2 separate regions of the Homo sapiens genome follow, and region 2 is linked to region 1. The links are chromatin loops, found by intact Hi-C in ENCODE. Cell type or tissue: heart right ventricle. All regions are shown on one strand. Each heading gives the region's core, and the rest is flanking DNA. Links, peaks and the distances in the headings are about the cores only. Region 1 overlaps FCHO1 (FCH and mu domain containing endocytic adaptor 1). Region 2 overlaps NIBAN3 (niban apoptosis regulator 3).

Evidence for each region. Peaks named below come from ENCODE experiments on the same cell type or tissue, not always from the same donor. Only the 100,000 strongest peaks of a DNase experiment are listed, where the experiment ranks them.
Region 2: a loop joins it to region 1, with 2.1 times the contacts of the local background. A loop is called at or near these places in 4 of 110 quality-filtered maps.

The regions. Positions count from the first base shown.
Region 1 is chr19:17,770,056-17,779,590 of GRCh38, forward strand. FCHO1 (FCH and mu domain containing endocytic adaptor 1) reads left to right here. Exons shown (of 29, transcript NM_015122.3): 8 at 370-522; 9 at 737-841; 10 at 2,402-2,500; 11 at 2,590-2,686; 12 at 4,184-4,228; 13 at 4,339-4,423; 14 at 5,001-5,025; 15 at 5,401-5,458; 16 at 5,928-6,106; 17 at 6,192-6,216; 18 at 6,580-6,631; 19 at 8,082-8,173; 20 at 8,554-8,829. Among named protein-coding and RNA genes, the nearest start is that of B3GNT3, 20 kb to the right of the region's middle. RefSeq lists an enhancer at 6,372-6,711. In heart right ventricle, for the core only: a CTCF peak has its summit at 5,486 (motif pointing left); a DNase peak (open chromatin) is centred at 5,466; H3K27me3 peaks cover 2,378 bases.
Region 2 is chr19:17,533,286-17,542,820 of GRCh38, forward strand. NIBAN3 (niban apoptosis regulator 3) reads left to right here. Exons shown (of 15, transcript NM_001321827.2): 4 at 302-416; 5 at 4,091-4,258; 6 at 5,865-5,980; 7 at 6,062-6,166; 8 at 6,318-6,480; 9 at 7,107-7,297; 10 at 8,851-9,009. Among named protein-coding and RNA genes, the nearest start is that of NIBAN3, 11 kb to the left of the region's middle. RefSeq lists silencers at 6,002-6,091, 6,502-6,821. In heart right ventricle, for the core only: CTCF peaks have their summits at 6,131 (motif pointing right) and 6,332; a DNase peak (open chromatin) is centred at 6,596; H3K4me3 peaks cover 1,120 bases; H3K27ac peaks cover 842 bases.

The sequences.
Region 1 (9,535 bases), core at 4,144-6,643:
TTGGGAGGCCAAGGTGGGCAGATCACCTGAGGTCAGGAGTTAGAGACCAGCCTGGCCAACATGGTGAAACCCCGTCTCCACTAAAAATACAAAAAATTATCTGGGTGTGATGGTGAGCACCTGTAATCTCAGCTACTTGGGAGGCTGAGGCAGGAGAATTGCTTGAAACCGGGAGGCAGAGATTGCAGTGAGTCGAGATCGTGCCACTGCACTCCAGCCTGGACAACAAGAGCGAAACTCTGTCTAAAAAAAACCAAACCAAAACACACACACACACATAGAAAAAGACTGTGGAGCTGACATCACGTGGAGTGTTTGGGAGGTCAGGAATTTCACAGTCTACCCATGAAATCCCCTCCTACCCCGCAGTGCAAGGAGGAAGTGGTGAGCACCTTGGATGCTGTGCAGGTACTCTCGGGCGTCAGCCAGCTCCTGCCCAAGTCCCGCGAGAACTACCTGAACCGTTGCATGGACCAGGAGCGGCTGCGGAGGGAGAGTACCAGCCAGAAGGAGATGGACAAGGTGGGCTCACAGTGGGGGGGTTCTGAGGAATTTGCCGCGGGGCGGAGGGGCTGCCTGATCAGAGAGTGGAAACACATCCCAGAGCGACGGTCCTGGAACCTGTGGGTGATCACACCCTGGGTACCCCGAGGAGTTCACCTGCCAGGTGATGGGGCCTGGGGGAGGCCCCCTGAGTATCGCCCTCCCATCCCCGTTTCCTCCCTGTGCTTTGTAGGCGGAGACTAAAACCAAGAAGGCGGCAGAGAGCCTGCGGCGCTCAGTGGAAAAATACAACTCAGCCCGAGCTGACTTTGAGCAGAAGATGCTGGACTCAGCCCTGGTAAGAACCAGGCATCTGTACCTTTAAGACCCACACATGCCTTTGCCCTGGAGGTTATGGACTGCAGAAATCCCAGGCAGGGTGTGGTGGCTCACACCTGTAATCCCAGCACTTTGGGAGGCCGAGGCGGGAGGATCACCTGAGGTCAGGAGTTTGAGACCAGCCTGGCCAACATGGCGAAAGCCTGTCTCTACTAAAAATACAAAATTAGCCGGGCGTAGTGGCAGGTGCCTGTAATCCCAGCTACTCAGGAGGCTGAGGCGGGAGAATCACTTGAACCAGAAGGCGGAGGTTGCAGTGAGCCAAGATCGAGCCATTGTACTCCAGGTTAGGTGATAGAGTGGAACCCTGTCTCGAAAAAATAAAATAAATTCAAGCAGATTGGAATCTGAGGATTAGGAATCAGAACTTTTTTCAAGTTACAAGTGATAGAAGCCTTCATTCAAACCGACAGGTGTATATAAAAAAAAAAAAGAAAAGAAAAGAAAAAGGCTGGGCGCGGTGGCTCATGCCTGTAATCCCAGCACTTTGGGAGGCCGAGGCAGGTGGATCACGAGGTCAGGAGATCGAGACTATCCTGGCTAACACGGTGAAACCCCCTCTCTACTAAAAATACAAAAAAATTAGCCGGGCGTGGTGGTGGGTGCCTGTAGTCCCAGCTGCTCAGGAGGCTGAGGCCGGAGAATGGCGAGAACCCAGGAGGCGGAGCTTGCAGTGAGCCGAGATTGCGCCACTGCACTCCAGCCTGGGCGACAGAGCGAGACTCTGTCTCAAAAAAATAAAAAATAAAATAAAAAATAAAATTTAAAAAAACTGACAAGCTCAGGGAACTGTAAAGTTTTATTTTTGAGTTGTGGAGGTTTCAGTCATAGCTGAATCCATGTGCTCAAATAGTGCTGGCAGGAAATTGTGAATTTCTGCTTCTTTTATTTTTTTGAGATGGGATCTCTCTGTCACTCAGGCTGGAGTGCAGTGGCGTGATCTCAGCTCACTGCAACCTCCGCCTCCTGGGCTCAAGTGATTCTCCTGCCTCAGCCTCCCTAGTAGTTGGGATTACAGGCACGTGCCACCACACCCAGCTAATTTTTGTATTTTTAGTAGAAACGGTTTCACCATGTTGCCCAGACTGGTCTTGAATTCCTGACCTCAGATGATCCACCTGCCTTGGCCTCCCAAAGTGCTGGGATTACAGGCATGATACACCACAGCTGACCACTATTTCTGCTTCTTAAGTCTGTTTTTCTCTCTGGGGACATCACTCCCACACAGACATCCCCTTGTGTGTGTGTGTGTGTGCATGTGTGTGCAAGCATGCACATGTGTGCATCAAACTGGGCACCAGCAACCCCCACTTACATCCCATCAGCACATTGGCTCAGGAATGGAAGTGCCTTTTCCTGTAGAGTCAATGAAAGTCCTAGGGCAGACTCTCATTGGCCCTTCCCCAAATCAATCACTGAGCCAAGGGCTTAGGGTATTCTGATTGGTCAGGCTGAGTCATATGGCCACTTCTTCTTGGCCCTGACCTCCTTTCCACCTGCCTCTGCCCTCCTGCTTCAGCGCTTCCAAGCCATGGAGGAGACACACCTGAGGCACATGAAGGCACTGCTGGGCTCATATGCTCACTCGGTGGAGGACACGCACGTGCAGATTGGGCAGGTGAGTTGGGCAGGTGTGAGGAATGAGGCTGGGGTCACTGCTGGGCAAAGGGGCCTTGACCAGTTACACACCCCGCCCACCCGGCACAGGTGCATGAGGAATTTAAGCAGAACATCGAGAACGTCAGCGTGGAGATGCTACTCAGGAAGTTTGCAGAGAGTAAGGGCACAGGCCGGGAGAAGCCTGGTGAGTCAGGGCAGCCATTGGGGGTCGGGCTTCGGGGCCACAGCTGCAGACAGGCATGTGCCACCATGCCCAGCTAATTTTTTTTTTATTTTTTTATTTTTAATAGAGACGAGGTTTCACCATGTTGGCCAGGCTGGTCTCGAACTCTTGACCTCAGGTGATCTGCCTGCCTCGGCCTCCCAAAGTGCTGGGATTACAGGCGTGAGCCACTGCACATGGCCAGGCCTTGGTTTCTTCATGGGAAAAATGGGCTGCTGACAAGTCCAGCTCTCCAGCCTGATCTTATGTGTAAATGTCTTTGAACCAGATCCCAGAGGAGCCTTGAATGCCAGGCTTGGCTGATCAGACTTCACCCCCAGGGCCTAAGGGAGCCATTGAGGGTTGTTGAGCAAAAGAACAATTTGGGAATGCGCAGATGCAGGACTGGGAAGGAGTTAAGAGCAAAAGTTTTAGAGTGAGACGTGGGTTTGAGTCTTTTCTTCATCGCTTGCTGTGTGACCTAGGACCTGTGCTTTGACTTCTCTGAGCCTCAGTTTCCTCATCTGTAAAGTGAGGATGTAATAATGTTGCAACATTCAGTGATTTCATGCAGGTAAAGGGCAAAGGGTGTGCCAGGCACACAGTAGGCACTCACTAAATGCTGGTATACAGTTACGTCCTCAAGTCTTGTTAACTAGCAAAACCTGTTCTTTCTCCCTCCTGTCGCTCTGGCTCAGGCCTGGCTCAGGTCTCCCCTCCCTGCATGGGGCCCCACTCTTGCCCTTCACAGGCCCCAGATCTGTTTTGTCCTCCTCCTGCTCACACACCTTCCATGGCTCCCCATTGTTCTTGGGAGAGAGTTCCCACTCCTTATCCTGTCACTCAAAGCCCAGCCCACTGCACAGACGCATGGTCCATTCCCCGACCCAACCCAAGTTCCAGCCACAAATGCTGGAAGTATGTAGAAGTAGCTCATGTCACCCCCTGCGGTGGCACTGCCCTGCTGGAACCAGACCAGCCCCTTGGTCCATCCCACTTCTGATGATGTGGGGCTGGTTCTTGTCCGGGAACCTGATGGACCTTGAGTTCAGATCCAGGTGCCATTTTGTGGCCAAAAGTGTACTACCCTTTCCAAGCGCAGTCTCCCCACCCTCAATTTAGTTTCTTTCTCTCTCTCTCTCTCTTTTTTTTTTTTTTTTAATTTTTTTGAGGCAGAGTCTTGCTCTGTCACCCAGGCTGGAGTGCAGTGGTGCAGTCTCGGCTCACTGCAACCTCCGCCTCCTGGGTTCAAGCGATTCTCCTGCCTCAGCCTCCCCAGTAGCTGGGATTACAGGCGCCTGCCACCATGTCCGGCTTTTTTGTAATTTTAGCAGAGACAGGGTTTCACCATGGTGGCCAGGCTGGTCTTGAACTCCTGACCTCAGGTGATCCGCCCGCCTTAGCCTCCCAAAGTGCTGGGATTACAGGCATGGGCCACCGTGCCCAGCCCCTCAATTGAGTTTCCGTCTCCTGTCTCAGGACCTCTGGACTTCGAGGCATACAGTGCGGCTGCCCTGCAGGAAGGCAAGTACGTCTGGGCCTGGATGCCCAGGCTGGACCATGGGGGTGAGGGAGGCTGATCTGAATGTGAAAGGAGGCTCACAGTGCTCAGGTGCCCCCCAATCTATCCTCAGCGATGAAACGTTTGCGGGGAGCCAAGGCCTTTCGCCTTCCAGGACTAAGCCGGCGGGAGCGGGAGCCAGAGCCACCTGCAGCTGTGTGAGGAAGCACCCCTGCCCGGTCTGGCCCAGGCTAGACCGAGATCCCCTCCCCTGCCCAGGCTATCCCAGAAGTCCCCTCCTAGGATAGCCCAGGAGTATCCATATTCCAGGCTGGACCAGGATTCCCTCTACCTGAGCTAGACCAGGAGTACCTCTGCCCCCGGCTAGCTCAATATTACCGCTGCCCAAGCTAGTCCAGAATTCTTCCTTTTGCTAGGTTAGGCCAGGAATTGCCTGTCCCAGAGTAACGTAGCATCTTCCCTGCCCAAGCTGGCCCAGGATTGTTCTGTTTGCCAAGGCTAGCCCCGACTTTCCCTATCTTCACAAGGCAGCCCTTCAAATGAGTTCCAGGATTCCTTCCCTCCCAGGCTGTTTGAGAACACTCTCTACTCAGCTAACTTCAGATTCAACCCCCTCCCCAAGCAAGCCCCATGGTCCCACCGCCTCTAGGGCTAGCTCAGGGCAGTATCACAGTCTGGGAGCTGCCCCAGCTTCCATGTCCAGTGTTGGGGGCTGACAGGGGGCACCAGATGGGCTGCGGAAGCTGACACCAACATCTCTTCCTCCATCCCCAGAGATTTCCTGGAGCCCGATTCAGGGGTGAGTGATGTGGGAGGGGTCAGGCTGGGCTACAAGTGGAAGGAGTTTGATCCCACTCTTGGCTCCTAGAGTCCCGATCCCTACTGGAAACTAAAGAGCCGAGATTGAGGGGCGGGCTGGAGCCTGGGGGCTGGGTTCATATCCCACCTCAGCTGCAAAGTCCCATGGACTACGTGGGTGTGAATAATGTCCCTGCCGAAGCTCAGTTTGTCCCAGGAACCTGCCCACACACCCAGGGAAGACAGTCGTTGCCATCAGGGTTGGTTTTGAGGTCTGAGTCAAGGCCTGGGGGCAGGGCGGGGGGCGGTTGGCAGGGTGAGATGGAAGGTTCGATAGTGGGGCGCCTGACTCACTGCTGCCCCCTGACTCCCCTAGACATGTCCAGAGGTGGATGAAGAAGGTTTCACTGTCCGGCCTGATGTGACCCAGAACAATATCCTTCTGGCACCCCCTGGGGGCAGTTGTTGGCACAGCAAGGACAAAATTCTCCGTAATAACCAGTCCACCTTCAGCAGTCCTCTCTGTGTACATCCTGGAGAGAGTCTCCTTTGTGGATGAAGCCAACCTAAATGTAAACACCCACTCTATGGGGTCAGCACTGGGCAAGAGGGAGAGAGAAAAGGAGATCTAGCAGGGCTTCCTGGAGGAGGGGGCACCAGTGTTGGGGTTTTGCAGCCGAATAGGAGTTTGCCAGTTAGTTCTGGGCATGCTTGTGCAAAGGCTTCTCGGGGGGGGTGGGAGTGCTGGTGGGACATGGTGTCAGGACTGAAGGTGGCGCGTGGTGAGCGATGGGATTGGGCAGGACCTCGAAGGGTTTGAGCAGGGAGGGACGAGGCTGGATTGGAGAGCTGACTGGGGGAAAGCTTGTGTTGGGATTGGCTTGGACCTTGACTGCAGCCCACGCACGGCCGAGCCCTCCCGTTTCTCGTCCAGCGACTCCGACTTCGACGATGAAGAGCCCCGCAAGTTCTATGTGCACATCAAGCCTGCCCCGGCCCGGGCTCCAGCCTGCAGCCCCGAGGCAGCAGCGGCACAGCTCAGGGCCACCGCGGGCAGCCTCATCCTTCCTCCTGGCCCAGGGGTGAGGCGTGGGAGGGGTGCCCTGGGTGTTGCTAGAGAGGCTGGCTGGATGCATTCGTGTGTGATGTTGCCCACTTTGTCCACAGGGCACCATGAAACGCCATTCTTCACGTGAGTAGCCTTTGGTCTTCAGAGTGGGGAGGATCCTAAGGAAGGGAGGCTATGGGTTTGGGCTTGAATCATAACTCCGTTTTGTAACTTTGGGCAGGCTGCTTAACCACACTGACCTTCAGTCTCCTTTTCTGTAAAATGAGGTCATTATGAAATTAAGTGAGAGCTGAAAGGGGTAGCTGGGGCCAGGAGAAGCTAGCATCTGGAGACAGGCTCGCTTAGGCTTGAATCCATGTCTGCCTGATTTGCTGATCACCTTGGGCAACTGGCTGGACACCCCCGAGCCTCGGTCCCTTGGTCTGTGGAGTGGGGAGCATTGCAGGCAGGGTGACAAGAAGGCTGAAGGAGGTGCATCTCTTGTAGGGGACGCTGCTGGGAAACCCCAGAGACCTCGGTCTGCCCCCAGAACCAGCAGGTGGGTTCCACACGAGTGGGCAGGTGGGGGCTGTCCCCACCTCCTCCCTCCACCTCCCCATGTCTCCGCCTGGTGTTCTCTTGTCCCGGCTGGGAGTTGACGTCATGCTGGGGTTTTTTTGTTTTTGTTTTTGTTTTGAGACAGAGTCTCACTCTGTCACCCAGGCTGGAGTGCGATTTCAGCTCACTGCAACCTCCACCTCCTGAGTTCAAGCGATTTTCATGCCTCAGCCTCCTAAGTAGCTGAGATTACAGGCACCCACCACCACGCCCAGCTAACTTTTGTATTTTTAGTAGAGACAGGGTTTCACCATGTTGGCCCGGCTGGTCTCGAACTCCTGACCTCAAGTGATCTGCCCACCTCGGCTTGCCAAAGTGCTGGGATTACAGGCATGAGCCCTTGTGCCTGGCCCATGCTGGCTTTTGAGGGACCATTTAGTCATTCATTTGATGAACATTTATTGAGTGCCTGCTGTGTACCTGTGCTGTTCTAGGGTCTGGGTTCTGAGACAGGTCTCCCTTCTCAGAGTCACATTCTAGTGACTCCAGATTTTAAGAATAGCAAATAGGGCCAGGCGTGGCGGCTCACGCCTGTAATTCCAGCACTTTGGGAGGCCAAGGCAGGCGGATCACCTGAGGTCGAGAGTTCGAGACCAGCCTGACCAACATAAAGAAACCCCATCTCTACTAAAAATACAGCATTAGCCAGGCATGGTGGCACATGCCTGTAATCCCAGCTATTCGAGAGGGTGAGGCAGGAGAATCGCTTGAACCTGGGAGGCGGAGCTTGCAGTAAGCCACTGTTGTGCCATTGCATTCCAGCCTGGGCAGCAAGAGGAAACTCCGTCTCAAAAAAAAAAAAAAAAAAAAAAAAAAAGCAAATAAGTTAGAGCATATTCGATACTTCTAAGTGCTACGAAGAAACTAAAGCAGATGACGCGAAGACAGGAGGAGGTGACTTCCCTTGAGGTGGGGTTGGGAACCTCCCTGAGGGGGTGACTTGGAGCTAAGCCCCAAAGAGGAGCTAGGAGGTGACTGTGAAGAGAGCTGGGGAAATGGAACTCCAGACTGGGAACAGGCTGCACACAGTGGCTCACACCTGCAATCCCAGCACTGGCCAAAGCAGCCAGATCACTTGAGGTCAGGAGTTTGGGATCAGGCTGGCCAGCATGGTAAAACCCCGTCTCTGCTAAAAATACAAAAATTAGCCGGGCATGGTGGCAGGTGCCTGTAATCCCAGCTACTCTGGAGGCTGAGGCAGGAGAATCGCTTGAACGCAGGAAGCGGAGGTTGCAGCAAGCTGAGATCGTGCCACTGCACTGCAGCCTGGCCGACAGAGCAAGACTCCGTCTCAAAAAAAAAAAAGACTGGGAACAGCATGTGCAAAGGCCCCAGGGTGGGATGAGGCTTGGGAAAAATAGAAGCAGCCCTCTTGGCCTCACCCTCTCTAGCTGTGCAGAGAGATTGCAGTCAGAGGAGCAGGTGTCCAAGAACCTCTTTGGGCCGCCCCTGGAGTCAGCCTTTGACCACGAAGATTTTACAGGTGATGGGGATAAGGGATTGGAGGGCATGGGTGTGGCCGGAGGGAGGTTGGGTGGGGCCATTGCAGAGTTAGGCCAATGAGGTCCCCTGGAAGCCAGGCTGGAGGGAGGACTAGTCCGTGTAGGGGTGGGCGGGGCCAGAGTGCGCGTGGGAGGGGCCATAGATAGGGTGGGGCCTTGGCCAGTGGGCGGTGACTGAGTGGATGGGCCGGACATTTGTGGAGAGGGAAGTCACCAGAAGGTGTAGCCTTGGGGGCGTGCACAAGGACTTTGAATGGGGGCCCCCCTGACCTTCCCTCGACGTGGCCGTGGCCTGCAGGAGGATGGGCAGGGACTCTGAGTGGGCGAGGGTCGGAGCTGACCGCCCGCTTCCCTCCCCAAGGCTCTAGCAGCCTGGGCTTCACCTCCAGCCCCTCCCCTTTCTCCTCCTCGTCGCCCGAAAACGTGGAGGATTCCGGCCTGGACTCTCCGTCCCACGCGGCACCTGGCCCCTCCCCAGATTCCTGGGTCCCCCGCCCAGGCACCCCGCAGAGCCCGCCCAGCTGTAGGGCGCCACCCCCAGAGGCCAGGGGTATCCGGGCACCGCCTCTGCCAGACTCGCCGCAGCCCCTCGCCTCGTCTCCAGGCCCCTGGGGGCTGGAGGCCTTGGCCGGAGGAGGTGAGTCCAGCGGGCCTGGGCCTGAGAGTTGCTGGAACCCTGGGCGGGGGATTGAGCGCCTGCTTTGGGCAGGGCCTGATCAGGCTGCTGGAGACACAGCCAGGACCAGGCAGGCAGAACCTCCCACCGTTGCAGGGACAACAATGAGATGGACATTTAGCAAGGCAGGCGGTAGCGGGTGCCAGGTGGGGGCCCTCCCTGAGGAAGGGACATCTGAGCTGAGATTTGAGGGAGGTGAGGACAGAACCACGTGGACATGAGGGGAAAGGCGTGCTGGGCAGAGGGCACAGCCCCTGCAAAGGTCCTGGGGCAGGAGCGCGCTAGGCCTGTCTGAAGAACAGCAAGGAGGTCTGCCTGCTGGAACGGGGTGATCACGGAAGGAGGAAGAAGAGAAGGCAGGGACCAGGAAGGGCCTGATGGGCCCAGGGAGGGCTTGTGAATGTTACCCTGAGTAACGCTGAGGGCCATGAGCAGGGGAGGGGCGGGACCTGACTCAGGGGTCACAGGCTCCCTCTGGCAGCTTCGGGAGTGAGGGCAGAAACCAGAGACTGGGGAGGCAACCAGGGAGGCAAGTAGGCGATGGGGGTAAGGGTGGCAGTGGGAGAAGCAGGTGGAAAGGTCGCTGCAGGGGAGAGTTCGGAGGAGTAAGGATGGGGAAGGAGCGGAGTCAAGGGAGGGAGGAGGATGGGGAAGGAGCGGAGTCAAG
Region 2 (9,535 bases), core at 5,090-7,589, 240 kb before region 1:
TGTAATCCCAGCTACTCGGGAGGCTGAGGTGGAAGAATCACTTGAACTTGGGAGGTGGAGGTTGCGGTGAGCTGAGATCGCGCCATCGCACTCCAGCCTGGGTGACAGAGTGAGACTCTGTCTCAAAAACAAAAAAAAAAAAAAAGAGAGAGGGAGGAATGGAGGAAAGGAGAGGGAGGGAGGGGTGGGAGGGGCAGAGGATTTTTCAGCTCATCTGAAATCTTCCCTTGATGGTATAGTTGGGACACAGAAGCCACAGTTCAGACCTGTCCCAGGTTGGTTCTCTGGGTACCTTTTGTAGGAATATGAAAACGGGGGCCACTGCCTTGGCTCAACAGCCCTGACAGGATACACGCTCCTGACTTCCCAGCGAGAATATCTCCGCCTTTTGGATGCTCTCTGCCCTGAATCCTTGGGTAAGGGTCCCGGGGTTCCCAGGAACAGGTTTCTCCACCCCAGCATCATTAACATGTGGGGCCAGATCATTCTCTGCGGTGGGGGCGTCCCGTGTACAGCAGGGCAGTAAGCAGCATCCCTGGCTTCCACCCACTCCCTGCCTGCAGCAGCCCCCACCCTGGGTGCGACAACCACCAATGTCTCCAGCATTGCCAAGTGTCTCCCGGGGGCAGCGTTGCTACGGGTGAGCATCCCTACTCTGGAAAACAAACAAACAAACAAACAAACAAACACCCACTCTTGCAAGGGTGAGGGGGAGAGTTAGGTCATGGGACCAGAATCAGAATAGCAAAGGATAAAAACAGTAAAATCTGGGATGGGTGCACTGTCTCATGCCTGTAGTCCCAGCTACTCGGGAGGCTGAGGCGGGAGGATCGCTTAAGCCTGGGAGGTGGTGGCAGTGAGCCGAGATTGCCCCACTGCACTCCAGCCTGGGCAATAGACTGAAACCCCATCTCCAAAAACAACAACAAAAACAATTAAAAACAATAGGCTGGGCACGGTGGCTCATGCCTATAATCCCACCACTTTGGGAGGCCGAGGTGGGCGGATCACTTGAGGTCAGGAGTTCGAGACTAGCCTGGCCAACGTGGTGAAACCTCGTCTCTACTAAAAATACAAAAATTAGCCGGTGTAATGACATGCGCCTGTAATCCGAGCACTTTGGGGGACCAAGGCAGGTGGATCACCTGAGGTCAGGAGGAGACCTCATGAGGCCAGCCTGACCAATATGGTGAAACCCTGTCTCTACTAAAAATACAAAAGGTAGGCCGGGCGTGGTGGCTCACGCCTGTAATCCCAGCACTTTGGGAGGCTGAGGCGGGCAGATCATGAAGTCAGGAGATCAAGACCATCCTGGCTAACATGGTGAAACCCCATCTCTACTAAAAATACAAAAAATTAGCCAGTTGTGGTGGCGGGCACCTGTAGTCCCAACTACTCAGGAGGCTGAGGCAGGAGAATGGCGTGAACCCGGGAGGCAGAGCTTGCAGTGAGCCGAGATCGCGCCACTGCACTCCAGCCAGGGTGACAGAGCAAGACTCCATCTCAAAAAAAAAAAAAAAAAGAAAAGAAAAGAAATTAGAGAAGGAACAATTCCAATTCCAGGCATGTGCCTGGCAAATAACTCAGCATTGGGCTTGCACTATCTCATAAAGTCTGCCCAGCAGGCAGGCCCATCACTAACTACCCCATTTCACAGATAAGGACATTGAGGCTGAGGATTGTCACACAGTCAAGGGCAGAGCTAGAATTGCACCCTCTGCTTCACCTAAAAGCTATCTTGCTGTCAAAGGACACAAAAATGTAGTCTGCTGAGATGTTGATGCTGCTCAAAACATCAGAATCTGCCCAAATACCCATCTCTTGAGGGTTGATTAAATATATTATGGCCTGGCCCTTGGTAATGAACAGTGAGCTGGCTGTGGCGGCATATGCCTGTAGTCCCAGGTACTTGGGAGGCAGAGACAGGAGGATCCCCTGAGGCCAGGAGTTCCAGACCAGCCTGGGTAACATAGTGAGACCCCCATCTCCACAAACATTTTAAAAAATAAAATTACCTAGGTGTGGTGGCATGTGCCGGTAGTCCCAGCTACTCAGAAGGCAGAGGCGGGAGGATCACTTGAGCCCAGGAGTTAGGGGCTGCTGTGAACTATGATCACACCATTGAACTCCAGCAGCCTGGGCAACAGAGCCAGGAGCTGTCTCTATTTAAATAAATAAATAAATAAATAAAAACCTGGGTGCGGTGGCTCATGCCTGTAATCCCAGCACTTTGGGAGGCCAAGGCGGGCAGATCACCTGAGGTCCCAGCCTGGCCAACATGGCGAAACCCCACCTCTACTAAAAATACAAAAATTAGCCGAGCGTGGTGGCACACGCCTATAATCCCAGCTACTCAGGAGACCGAGGCAGGAGAATTGCTTGAACCTGGGAGGCAGAGGTTATAGTGAGCCAAGACAGCGCCACTTTACTCCAGCATGGGAGACAGAGCAAGACTCTGTCAAAAAAAAAAAAAAAAAGCCAGGTGGCTCACGCCTGCAGTCTCAGCACTTTGAGAGGCCAAAGTGGGAGGATCACTCGAGCCTAGGAGTTTGAGGCCACCGTGAGCTATGATCACACCACTGTATTCCAGCCTGGGCAGCAGAGGAAGACTCCATCTCTGAAATAAAAATAAATTAAAATTTAAAAACAATAAATAAAAGAAAGCAAAACTTAGCCACTGAAAGTGTCCCAGACGTATCAAGGAGCAAAATGACCAGTTCCAAGGCAGAAAATCCCATCTTGTCACAGATATGCACCTCACACAGTTTCACGCAGATTTTAGAATCTGGAGAAATGTCCCCTAAACTATTAACAGTCATTATCGTCTCTGGGGGCTGAGGCTGGAAGACTGAGATGATCAGGAGCTTCCACCTTCTGGACTATTGATTTCCTTTTCTTTTCTTCTTCTTTTTGTTTTTGGACAGAGTCTTGCTCTTGCTCTGTCTCCCAGGCTCAAGTGCAGTGGCATGATCTCTGCTCACTGCAACCTCCGCCTCCCAGGCTCAAGTGATCCTCCTGCCTCAACCTCCTGAGTAGCTGAGACCATAGGCACCTGCCACCACACCCTGTAAATTTTGTGTTTTAGTAGAGACGGGGTTTCACCACGTTGGCCAGGCTGGTCTCGAACTCCTGACCTCACGTGATCCGCCTGCCTCAGGCTCCCAAAGTGCTGGGATTACAGGCATGACCCACCTCGCCTGGCCTGGATTGTTGGGTTTTATCGCAGTCTGTGTTTATCATCCTGGAAAGTGGAACAAAACACTGGAGACAGGATACCCTAAATATTTCTTTTCATATACTTATGTTTTTAATAAAAAATATCTTGTGCAGGCTGGTCTGGAACTCCTGGGCCCAAGGGATCCTCCCACTTCAGCCTCCAAAGGTGCTGGGATTACAGGCATGAGCCACCGCGGCTGGTCCCCAAATAAATTAACCAAAGCTGAATTCACTTATTTTGTCTTGTCAATAATTCTAGGTCATCGGTATCACTGTTAACCCCATTTGGGCAGGAAAATCACAGCTCATAGAGCTGTGTGCCCTAGTCATAGAGCTAGAAAGTAGCTTGGCCAGGCTGGGCACAATGGCTCACACCTGTAATCCTAGTACTTTGGGAGGCTGAGGCAGGCAGATCGCTTGAGCTCAGGAGTTCAAGACCAGCCTGGGTAACATAGTGAGACCCTGTCCCTTTTGTTAAAAAAAGAAAGAAAATGAAAGTGGTTTGGTCAGGTTGGAACCCGGGTCTGACTGACTCCAAAACCCCACATAAAGCCGGACGACTCAGATAACATCCCAGCTTGAATGGATTGGTGGTGGCTGCCAGGAGGACTGTATTAAGGATGCTAAGGCTGGAAAACAGTTCTGGGATGGATTGGTGATGTCTGCCTTGGGCATGCAGTGGAAGAAGGTGACCCTGCCTCCCCCAAAACTGTGCCCCACCCAGTGCTGTTGGAATAAGGATGGTGGCAAGTATCGTGGTATGACTCATATTTATCGAGCAACTGCCCATGCCAGGGACTGCTGTATGCATTTCAGGGGTATTTTCTCCTAGTGAATGAACGTCTAGAAGATGCGACCTCCTGTTTGTTTTCAGGAGACCATACTCAGGAAGAGCCTGACTCCCTCTTGGAAGTGCCTGTGAGCTTCCCGCTGTTCCTGCAGCACCCCTTCCGCCGGCACCTCTGCTTCTCTGCAGCCACCAGGGAGGCACAGCATGCCTGGAGGCTGGCCCTGCAGGGTGGCATCCGGCTTCAGGGCATAGGTGGGTCTCAGGACGGGTCAGACATTTGTGGGGCTAATGGTCTGGGGTCAGATGGCTCAGCCTCTGTTGGCTCGGGACCTCTCCAGGCCTCACTTTCTTTACCCAGAAAATGGGTTTTTAGGCCAGGTGTGGTGGTTCATGCCTGTAATTCTAGCATTTTGGGAGGCCGAGGCAGGCAGATCACCCAATGTCAGGAGTTCGAGACCAGCCTGGACAACATGGCGAAATCCTGTCTCTACTAAAAATACAAAAATTAGCTGGGCATGGTGGAAGGCACCTGTAATCCCAGCCACTCGGGAGGCTGAGGCAGGAGAATCACTTGAACCCGGGAGGTGGAGGTTGCAGTGAGCCAAGATCGCGGCACTGCACTCCAGCCTGGGCAACAAGAGCAAAACTCCATCACACACACACACACACACGAGAAGAAAATGGGTTGTTGGGGGAGCCAGAAGGGACACCAGGCAGTTGTGAGTGACTAGGGCTGTAACAGAGACACACAGGGTGCTATGGGAGCTCAGCCTGAGGGATGGGGGTTAGAGCAGGCTTCCCAGATGAGGGGAAGCTGGGGTCTGTAAAAGATGAAGGACTAGCCGCTGGGCGCGGTGGCTCACACCTGTAATCCCAGCACTTTGGGAGGCCGAGGCGGGAGGATCACGAGGTCAGGAGATTGAGACCATCCTCGCTAACACGGTGAAACCCCATCTCTACTAAAAATACAAAAAATTAGCCGAGCGTGGTGGCAGGCGCCTGTAGTCCCAGCTACTCGGGAGGCTGAGGCAGGAGAATGGCATGAACCCAGGAGGTGGAGCTTGCAGTAAGCCGAGATGGTGCCACTGCACTCCAGCCTGGGCAACAGAGTGAGACTCTGTCTTAAAAAAAAAAAAAAAAAAAGATGAGGGGCCAGCCAGATGAAGAAGGGGAATAGGTCAGGCACAGTGGCGTGGTGGCATGAGCTTGTGGTCTCAGCTACTCAGGAGGCTTAGGTGGGAGGATCACTTGAGCCCAGGACTTGGAGGCTGCAGTAAGCAATGATCATGCTACCGCACTTCAGCCTGAGCAACAGAGAGACCCCCTGAGAAAGAGAGAGAAAAGAAAAGAAAAGAGGAGAGAAGAGAACAGAAGAAAGAAAAGAAGGAAAAAGAAAGGAAAGAAAAAGAAAAGAAAGGAGAAAGAAAGAAGAAAGAAAGCAAGAAAGAAAGAAAGAGAAAGAAAGAAAGAGAGGGAGGGAGGGAAAGGAAGGAAGAAAGGGAGGAAGGGAAAGAGAGAAAGAAAAAAGTAGGGGAGCAGCAGGACTGACACACACAGTTGGGCAGGTTGTTGACTGCACAAACGATGCAACTAGAGGAACAGCTAGTGGCTGCAGTATGTATGGCCTGAACTGCTGGTCACGGGGCTGTGGCTGCCAGTAGAGGGTTCCTTCTAAGTTGAATAAACATGATGGTCTTGGGGGACTGTGTTCCCTGTGGAGGGCATTGCCTATGCAAAGTTCCAGAGATGGGTGAGACTTGGGTGTTGGGGACCTGGCCAGGCGGAGGGCTTCCTCCCCGGGCCATCGGGAGCCAGGCAGGGGAGCTACCAGCAGGCACTGAGGAGCAGCCCCTCTCAGTCCTGCAGCGAAGCCAGGCCCCTGCTGCCCGGGCCTTCCTGGACGCCGTCCGACTCTACCGGCAGCACCAAGGCCACTTTGGCGACGACGACGTGACCCTAGGCTCAGACGCCGAGGTTAGTGCCCCGCGAGGCCGCACCCGGGACCCCCAGGACCCTCCCGGCCGACCGCGGCGCCCATGGCCCCCTCTCCTGCAGGTGCTGACCGCGGTGCTGATGCGGGAGCAACTTCCCGCGCTGCGAGCCCAGACCCTTCCTGGCCTGCGGGGGGCAGGCCGCGCCCGCGCCTGGGCCTGGACCGAGGTATGCACGGCGTCCGGATCCGGGATAGGGGGCGGGATGCGGGCGTTCGGGTTCCCCTCCCACGACTGTCGCCTAAACCCTCTCCCGATCTCTCTGACCCCCATCCCCGCCCCGTGTCTCGGCTTTGTCCCCCCTCGACCGGTCTGGGCAGCTTCTAGACGCCGTTCACGCAGCTGTCCTGGCCGGGGCCTCCGCCGGGCTCTGCGCCTTCCAGCCCGAAAAGGACGAGCTGCTTGCGTCGCTGGAGAAGACGATCCGCCCGGACGTGGACCAGCTGCTGCGGCAGCGGGCGCGTGTGGCGGGGCGGCTGAGGAGTGAGGCCCTGGGGCGGAGCCTGGGCTGGGAGGGGCGAGGCGATGCTGGGGAAAAAGGGGCGTGACCTAAGCGAAGAATGGGCTTGAAGTTATGTAAAATGGGGGCGTGGTCAGAGAGGGGCGGGGCCAAGCATAGGATGTGCAAGGGAACGGGTGGGGAAGGGGCGGGGCCAAAGCGAGGCGGTGGGCGTGGTCTTGTGGTCGAGGCACTGGGGGCGGGGCCTAGAGTCTGTCCGGAGGAAACCAGGTCCTAAGGGGGCTGCTTGGATACAAAAAGGGCGGGGCCTCAGCGGGGGATAGGCGTGGCCTTGAGGCTGAGGCTCGAGGAGTTGAGGCCCAGAGCCGGGCCAATGCGGGTGGGCGGGCCTGGGAAGTAGAACAGCGGAGGAGGGGCGGGGGTAAAGGCTGATACATGGGCAGCGGTGGGCCAAGGTGGCCCCTACAAAGACCCAGGTGGGAATCCTGACTGGGCCCGCCCCTCCGAGGCTCAGTTTTCTCATCATTACAATGGGTAGAAGAGGGCGCTCAGCGTCCCTGCTCGCGTCCCCCTCGCGAGGGCCCCTGCACATCCCCATCTGTGAGGCACCTTGCGGAGGGGACTCCAGACCAGTGTCTTCCACTCCCAGCGGATATCAGGGGACCGCTCGAGTCGTGCCTGCGCCGGGAGGTGGACCCGCAGCTGCCCCGGGTCGTGCAGACCCTGCTGCGCACCGTGGAAGCCTCGCTCGAGGCGGTGCGGACCCTCCTGGCTCAAGGCATGGACCGACTGTCCCACCGCCTGCGCCAGAGCCCCTCAGGCACGCGGCTGCGCAGGGAGGTGAGCTCCCGTGGGTAGGGGTTCAGTGAGCCAGAGGGTGATGTGTTAACTTGAGTCTTTCCTGTGGAGAATCTTCACTGAATTTGTTCTAGGCTGCTTTTTACTTATTGTGGACCCATCACCATGCTATGGTCAGTGGAGCACAGTTTTTGTTTGTTTTTTGTTTTTGAGACAGGGGTGTCGCTCTGTCACCCTGGCTGAAGTGTAGTGGCACAATCTTAACTCACTGCAGCCTCGACCTCCCGGGCTTAATCAATCCTCTTACTTTAGCATCCCAAGTAGCTGGAAATACAGGCGCACGCCACCAAGCCCAGCTAATTTTTTAATTTTTTTGTAGAGATGGGGGTCTTGCTTTGTTGCCCAGGCTGGTCTCAAACTCCTGGGCTCAAGCGATCTGCCTGCATTGGCCTCCCAAAGTGCTGGGATTACAGGCTTGAGCCACCGCACTGGCCATGGAACACAGTTTAAAACGTGAGGGGAAAGGAGTTGGATGAGAAAAGTGGCAATTTAGCAAAATCAGTCTGAGGTCATCCCCCAAACTCCTCCTCCCATTCCCCTGTAGGGCAACAACCCAGAGAATTCTGCTCAAGGCAGGTCACCTCAGTGCATCTGATATACAAGTAGCACCTAAAATACATACATACATATATACATACATACATACATACATACATACATACATACATACATAGAATAGCACCTACTATGTACCAGGCAACCTTCAACTCATTCTTAAGCCTCCATTTCCTAATCACCTTCTCCAGGAACTGTCCCTGGTCCCCTCTATGTCTTGCAGTAGCCTGTGCTTCTCTTATCACAGCCTGACTTTCATACCACTGTGGGTGATTTCTATACTCTGTCTCCCCTAATTTGTAAGCAGAGACTGGGTTAGAGTATTCCATTTCTGCAGCCCCAGGGCCCAGCACAGACAGAACATGAGATGGTATTCACAGATCTGGGCCAGGAAATGTGCTCATTTCCTCTCAATTGTGCCAGCATCGCTTGTTATAGTTTTTTCAGGTTTTATCATTTTATGTCCATGACACCGTGCCTCACTGCTACTTATTTTATTTTATTTTATTTTATTTTATTTTATTTTATTTTATTTTATTTTATTTTATTTTTGAGACAGAGTCTCATTTTGCCGCCCAGGCTGAAGTGCAGTGGTGCGATCTTGGCTCACTGCAACCTCCTGGGTTCAAGCAATTCTCATGCCTCAGCCTCCCAAGTAGCTGGGAGTACAGGTGTGTGCCACTACACCTAGCTAATTTTTGTATTTTTAGTTGAGACAGGGTTTCACCATGCTGGCCAGGCTGGTATCGAACTCCTCACCTCAAGTGATCCACCCACCTCGGCCTCCCAAACTGATGGGACTACAGGTGTGAGCCACCATGCCTGGCCCACCACTATTGTATTATGAGTTTCTTTGGTGACAGCTGAGACGGGATGTATTTTCATTTGTGTTTCTCCTTTGGTGAATTGGTAATGGGGTCCCTGGCCCTTTGCAATCAGCTGACAGCATTTTTCCCCCAAAACTGCTTCCGGGAGCACAGGTTTACTCATTTGGGGAGATGCCGTGGGACTTGGCGCTGATGCAGACATGCTACCGTGAGGCCGAGCGGAGCCGGGGGCGCTTGGGGCAGCTGGCAGCACCGTTTGGCTTTCTGGGGATGCAGAGCCTCGTGTTTGGGGCCCAAGATCTTGCACAGCAGGTGAGGGTGAGAGGAGGCTGGGATGAGGCCAGGCTGTGAAGACAGCCTCCACTGACCTCCTGCTAAGTGTGCCCTGGAGAGACCACGATGATCGAGACAACTCCGCGGGGCTGCCAGTCTCATGGGGACATGAGCCCGTGACCAGGCAGCAGCCACATGTGGTGGACAGAGCTGGGGCAGGGTGTACAGGGAGCGCCAAGGATGTTCCTGATCCACCTCTGGGGTTGACAGGACTTTCAGGAGGAGGGGACTTCCAACATGGGAGAGCAATGGGAGGAATGGCGTTGCCACCAGTCCCGAGTGAATAGTGTTGAGAGTGCTTGTCTGCATTTGGGGAACGTGGAGCAATTTTTCAGAAATGGGGAAGATAGGCCGGCGACATGGACGGGCAGATCGCGCAGTGCCTTGAGCGTGGGGCTAAGGGGTGAGCTCTTTCCTGAGGGCAATGGGGAGCCAGAGCAGGTATGTGAGCAGGGGGAGGGCATGGCTGGATTTAAGGTTTAGGAAGCTTTGCCTGCCATAGGGA